2 separate regions of the Homo sapiens genome follow, and region 1 is linked to region 2. The links are chromatin contacts, found by Hi-C or POLR2A ChIA-PET in ENCODE. All regions are on one chromosome and are shown on one strand. The core of a region is the stretch at or near the end of the contact, and the rest is flanking DNA. Distances in the headings are between cores, read along the strand shown.

Region 1 (3,102 bases), core at 374-2,873, 46 kb before region 2:
GGGTTAATCAGAATCCCAATTCATGAATCTTCTAGTTTTTTTTTTCCCTCAGAGAAAATTGTAGTGTCATCTTTAGATATGTTTTCATGTCATTATATTAGTTAAGAATTGTTTTCTAGTAAGAGAGATATAAGTATAAAAAATTATTTAAGTATTCTGTCGTAAAAACATCTGGGAAGAGCAGTTTGTGTCTTCTATCTTTCTACTCTGCTTATTCAAGTGCGTTCCTTCATCTTCAAGGTCACATGGTGGCTGCTGGCTCTCAGGCCATTGCCTCTACATCCAAGACAAAAAGTAGTTTTCCTGGCTGAGGCAGGCCTTTTTAAAGCACTTTCCCTGTAGCCTTATCCAATGATGCCTGCTTACATCCTATTAGCCACCCCTAACTGTAAGGGTGTCTGGGAAATGCATCCTTAGACTTGAACAATTTGATGTCCCAGGTAAATTCTGGGTTCTAGTACTAAGAAAAGGTGAATGCTTACTGAGCAACCATTATGGTTACTTTTACGAAATCATGCTGTCAATTTTGCTTACATGTTTAATTTTTATTTATTTTCAATGAATGCCTTCTGTTGACTGTGCCTTGTTTGAATTTTACATGTTAGAATTTTAGCCTGTTTAATTCTCAGCAGAGATACAGCTCAGTAAATATTTTAAGACCACAATATTCTTACTGAAAGTGCCATGGCAAATCTGAGAAATACATTTCTTTATTAAGAGAGCTATAAAGCAAAATTTAAACTCTCGAATATGCTAGTCTAGTGGGTTTTCCTTCCTGTGGATGTAAGATTTCATTAAGGCTTGAGTACTAGCATGAGGTCTTAGTGGCACGCACTCACACCCAATTCTGTTCCCCCTATATGGGCAGGGGACATTGCTGACAGCTTTGCATTGTCCCTCTGTTCTTATGTAGACTCAAGGACGGGACAGAACTCTCCATCCTACCTTTCTGTGATTTGTTGCTCCCTGTATCTCTGCTGAAAGCTTACCGTGGGAGTGGGGTGCACGGGACAAGTAAGCCACTCCTGTCCAAATTTTCTGTCCCAAATTGGCCTGTACATGATTCTTGTGAGCCACTTTTTATCCCATAAAATGAATAGAATGAGACTTCCCTATGCTTTGTATTAATAATATATTCTCTGCCTATACTGGCCTGTGACGAGTAGTCATAAAACTTAGGGTAATGGATGCATTCGCAGAAACTCCTTGGATGCCTCCTGTGGATACAGGATAGCAGCATGGTTAAGAGTGTCTGCTTTGAAGTTAGATTGGCTTAGACTCAGATTCCACCTTTTCCACTTCCTGGCTGAACAACCCTAGGCAAGTTACTTAACCTTTCTGTGCCACGGCCTCCTTATCTGGAAAAGGGGATAAAAATAGAAGCCAGCTCACTCTGAAGAGTTAGAGAGGTGATGCTTGTAAAGAGCTTAGCACGGATCCTGGTACATCATAAATGCCAGCATTGTACTAGGCACCCCAGGTGATACAGTGGAAATCTCTGTCTCTGACAAGCTTGTACCATCCTGTTGCTGGTTCACTGGTCGTTGTTTTACTGATAGATGACGCATGTTTCGCAGTCCATTGCTCCTCACCTGGTATTCCCTTGTAAATGCAAGTACAGCCTTGGGAGCTTGTCCTGCTGCACATCTGCAAGGACACGTGCAGCTATGTATACAGCTGCTGTAGCCCTGTTAGCAGAGCTTAGGTCTCTGGATCCTGTTTTGAGGATTTCCCCTGAGAAGCATACAGTTCTTTTTTTATTCCTTTTTTTTTTTTTTTTTTTTTGACTTAGTCAGACAATGGTCCTGCCTCGCAAGCAGAATTCACTAACTGCTTTCAAGTTGGTATTGCTGATGATAATCTGAAACTGTAGGGTTTCGCTCGTGCAGGCTGATGTTACATGATGTCGATCTTCTGCCACCTCATCCTCCATCCCTGCCTCTGTGCTGACTCGGCAAAGCAGGTCCTAGTCCCCCACAGATCCTCTTGGGAATGGCCCTCAAAGGACTGTGTCATCTGCACACAGAAGCTGCCACAGGTCCGTGGCAAAGAATGTCAGCAGTACTCATGGATGACCCAGTTGGTGACTTGTACCCAGATTGAAAAACAGTGCCAACCACGTGACCCTGGCTGTCTCTTGAGTTTTTGAGCCCTGTTAGGTGAGACGGGTAAGAGTCACACCACCTATAATAACAAACCTGCAGTGATAATTCATTAACATTGACACCATATCACAGAACTGATGGTTTTGGGGCAACAGACCCCAGCCTATAGTAGTACTTATCAGGGGTCTGCCTGACATAGGCTTTGCTTCCATCATGTTCACTGTGTGGAGATAGTGGCTTGAAGATCTGGCGTGTTCAAAAGACTCTTGGAAACTTCGAGCTTTTGCCGCGTGGTTTCCAATATTTTATTTAAACCCCATTACTCTTCTCAGATGTCATAAAATCTCCCTTGCCTCTGAATTACGGGATACCTTCCATGCCTCCCAGGACTCACTCCTTCTCATCCCTTAGTGTTCAGTTCAAAAATCAACCCCTTAAACATGCCTTTGCTGACCACCTACGTGAAAGGGGACAGCCCCTTTATTATTTTTCTTGATCCAAACCTCTTGTTTGTTCCATATGTTACAGCCCTGTCCCTTCATGAATTCACCTGTTTATCAGGTAATAAGCAAGAAGTAGGTCGTATTCAGTGTGGCTTCTCCATGGCTAGCAGTGCCTAACATATGGTAGGTATGCATGCAGTCGGTATTTGTTGAATCAGTCAGAGTCTGGGGATTTCCCTGTGAATTTCTGTATTTTTATGGCACCTAAGAGGACTGTATCTGGTTGAGGGAGAAAGAGAAGGAACAAAGCTACACACATCACCTTTATTGTAGGAATAAAATACTGCCCTTGGGTTTTCTCTGGAAAGTTCCCACTATGTACTGCATACTCTGCGTGTCCCATCCGGAAGGGGTTATACATTATCTTCCCCATGAAGACAGAATCATTTGCCACTTGAGCCTGAAGGATATTGTGGGTGGTACAAATTGATTAAGGACATTGGGATCCAAGCTCAAACCCCAACACTCTCATTCAGTGGCTCTTTTTTTGGACA
Region 2 (3,407 bases), core at 402-2,901:
GTTCTTTTTGGGAAAGAAGCAGCATATGCGTACACCCTTGCCAGGCTTCCATTAAGTGTCCCTTCACCTTTAGCAAGCCCTTGGTGGACTCAGGGGAGCTTTATAGTTATTATTAACATAACAGCCTGTAAGTTGGGCTTCTTTCTAGTGAAGGAGCCAAGAGGGAGGGCCCCGCCTGGTTTTAAATTACGTAGGCTTTTCTAAATGTGTTTCTAATGGGAGCTAGAGAGGTGGTGAGCTTTGGGGAAGCCTCGCCTTGGGTCATAGTTGAGTGTAGAAGGGAGCTGGGATCTGCAGATATCAGGGAATTTAGGAAGAGAGGCATGGGAAAGGAAATGGGATGGAAAGGTGCCAGGAAAAGTTGCCTCATCATTTCCCACTTTGGTGGTGGCCAAAAGGTAAGTTTCTACTTTGAGATCACTCTCAGGCCCTGTGGGCACAGAGCTGCCAAGTTTCTCAGTTTAAGGACTAATAAAGTTGGGATGTGGGTAATTCTGGGAGACTGGGTAGTTTGAAGGGAAGGATTGTTGGAGGTCTTTCCAGCTATACTGACAATGTACATGGGTTCATTCTTGAGATGAGCGTGTCCATAATAAAATCTAGCTGTAGAGCCATTCAAGGACTTCTCTGTGTGCACGAGCATGCTAGCCATTTTACGTACAACAGTAGGAACAGAGTAGCTGGAGTAAGATACAGGAATGTTTTTGTTCCACTCATACACTGATTAGTGTTATTCACTCATTCTGTATTTACTGAACACCTACCCTGCGTAGCCACTGCTCTGTACTGGGATACAGCAAGCAAGAGGCCTGCACACTGGCTCATGCCTGTAATCCCAGCACTTTGGGAGGCAAAGGCAGGATGATCACTTGAACCCAGGAATTCGACACCAGCCTGGGCAACATAGTGAGACCTTGTCCCTACAAAAAATTGAAAAAACTAGTGAGGCATGGTGGCACGTGCCTCTAGACCCAGCTACTCAGGAGGCTGAGGTGGGAGAACCGCTTGAGTCTAGTAGTTAGTTCCAGGCTGCAGTGAGTCATGATCGTGCCACTGCACTGCACTCCAGCTTGGGCAACAGAGTGAGACCATGTCTCAAAAACAAAAAACAAACAAACAAAAAAAAGTGGGAGGGGGATGCAAATCAGATAAAATCCCTGCCTTCATGGAGTATATGTTCTGATATTTTTGTCATAAACTGAAATTAATACGACTTATCTGTTGCCTAAACTTTTTGCCCAGAACAACCAAACAGAATCAGTTCAGCTGCAGTGGGAACCGCCAAGAGCCAGATGTGGCCATGAGAGGAATATCTTTGAGAGCCTGTCATCTGGCTCCAGCTGTGTTAACCTAGGCCTGGTAGGCAGCCATGAGTTGTGTCTGCCAACTGGTGGCCAGACACTAGTGCAGGCTTAAACAATTAGCAGAATTCCTCATCCGGTGGCTGGATTCACTGTGTGTGTCCTACAGACGATCGCTGCTGTCCAAACCAGGGGACTCTGGGCAGAAACGCCCAGAAGAGAACCAAAAGTTAGCCCCTTGAGAAACCAGTCAAAGTCTCATCCCGGAACATGGAGAGGGAGGCAGGAATCGGGGAAGACCAGCAACAGTGAGAAAACAGAAGTAAACCAGACGTGGCCCTCTGCCTGGCAGACCTTAATTCTGACTGAGAACTCTTGCCTGATAGAGAACGTCTGCCTCCAGCATGCCCCTGCAGAAAAGCAAAGAGTAGAGTTTGCCTGTGAAGAAATTTTTTTTCAGTTATTTTTTACATTGTTGCCCTTTGGTGAGAATCATTTATGATGCTTTATTGGTTTTACCCAAACTGAGATTTCCATGAAAAGTATTCATTCCCACCTTTTGGAAGCAATTAGATCCCCACAAACAGGCTATAACTTTCAAATGTCTGTTATATCTGCCTTCAAAAATAAGTATATAAGTAAATAAAATGCTTCAGCCTGCCTGCATGTGGAAGATTTTTTATAAACTGTAGAGTTGCTGGTTTCATGTACCAGGCAAGTCCTGCTAGCACACGGGAAAATAATAGATTCTGATCATCCATTGTCCAGCATGTTTCTAATACCACAGTAGTTGCTCAGTAAATGTTTGTAGACTGAGCTGAATAAGGAAAAATTCCAGTGAATGTGCTGACTTGCAAGAATGGTAATTAAAAATTAGTGCAGTCATTTCAAATCATAAGTTGGGGAAACAACCCACCATTTAGTGCCCCCCAAAAGTAAAAGTTCTAATTGGAATAAGCTTAGGATTTTTTTTTATGTCCACATCTAAAGTCTGATGATAACAGAAAGCACAAGATGGCAGAGATTAAGGTTTTCAGGGAGACTTCTCTTGAGGCTGAACAGATATGTCCATGTGAGAACATTTTTATCATGGTGAGGTTCTTGGTGGTCTTTCAAAGAAGTCCCACTCTGAACAGATAACGACAACAAAATCATTGAAGTGGGGAAAATTCAAAAGATGCTAGTTTGTGTGTCAAAATCAACTTTTGCATTCTAACTGCATTGTGTAAATTTGCTGTGCAGGAAACATAAGTGAAGCCATTTGGTTTTGTGGCATTGGTGTGGGTTGGCTCAGGGGGTGGGGATAAGGTTGAGGCATTGATATAGTAAGAGGAGAGCCAGATGGTTGTATTACACATCTTTTGTGTTCTTGTTTGCTTCTTAAAGCAGTTGCAGAATTTTGCCCTTGGCGATATTTTCTTCGTGCCTGTGTGTTCTGCTATGAATTTACTTTTGTCAGAGTACTTTGAAAGAAAAGCCTTGCTCAGAAAAAAAAAAAAAATTACGTTATAAACTTGTGAAGTCAACAGTGTGTTCATAAAAATATTTTTTAAATGTTAAGTATGTTAGTAAATAGTTGAGAGAATCAGCTTTTCTTTTTTCTTAGCGCAGTGATTTCGACCATATTTTATATTAATTCAGGGAAAGAATTTTTGCAAAATTATGAATGTGCAATTGGTGATGGATGGATGGATCGAGATGGATAGATGAGGAGACAGACACATGGAACAGATACATTGTTATTCCAGTAAGGATGAGGCCTATCTGATTAGAGATTTAACTTTTTCCATTACTTACAGCAAGCCCTCAGGTTGTGGTTAACCTCTTGTGTTTTATCAGCAAGCGTAACTTGGTAGTAAGTTGAGTGAGAGTGGGTTAGGGTAGGTTGGTGAGTTTTCGTTGACATTTGGTAGAATTGCTGTTACACCACCATTGAAATTTATATTTATTCCCTACTAAAAGGAAATTCTATTTTGCAGTCACCAGTGGCAAGGGATATTTAAGATGTTCTAATGCATGTAAGGGGTGATATTTTATCACCGAATGCTTTTAATAAAGAGTTGCTTTGGAGCTGTCCCCCCTCACCCACACACACACACACACACA

The links. Hi-C counts contacts between places; a loop is a spot of excess contacts on that map. ChIA-PET counts read pairs that join two places held with the same protein, here RNA polymerase II (POLR2A). Pooled maps may share reads with other maps.
Region 1: a loop to region 2 is called in a map of B cell, with 2.4 times the contacts of the local background. The contact joins two enhancer-like sites. A Hi-C loop is called at or near these places in 4 of 168 maps with a recorded cell type or tissue (B cell, CD4-positive, alpha-beta T cell, ovary and 1 more), 4 of 37 single-sample maps with no recorded cell type and 13 of 50 pooled maps. POLR2A ChIA-PET finds 5 or more read pairs at or near these places in 15 of 52 experiments (B cell, MCF 10A, OCI-LY7 and 9 more).

The regions. Positions count from the first base shown.
Region 1 is chr3:71,354,897-71,357,998 of GRCh38, reverse strand. The region is part of intron 4 of FOXP1 (forkhead box P1); the gene reads left to right. Among named protein-coding and RNA genes, the nearest start is that of FOXP1-AS1, 67 kb to the right of the region's middle. Within about 2 kb of position 1,623, at least 2 of the 41 ENCODE cell types and tissues checked have a DNase peak (open chromatin) inside an H3K27ac peak, as active enhancers do; they include B cell, where a contact is called at or near this core.
Region 2 is chr3:71,308,788-71,312,194 of GRCh38, reverse strand. All of the region lies in intron 4 of FOXP1 (forkhead box P1), which reads left to right. Among named protein-coding and RNA genes, the nearest start is that of FOXP1-AS1, 21 kb to the right of the region's middle. Within about 2 kb of position 1,651, at least 11 of the 41 ENCODE cell types and tissues checked have a DNase peak (open chromatin) inside an H3K27ac peak, as active enhancers do; they include B cell, where a contact is called at or near this core.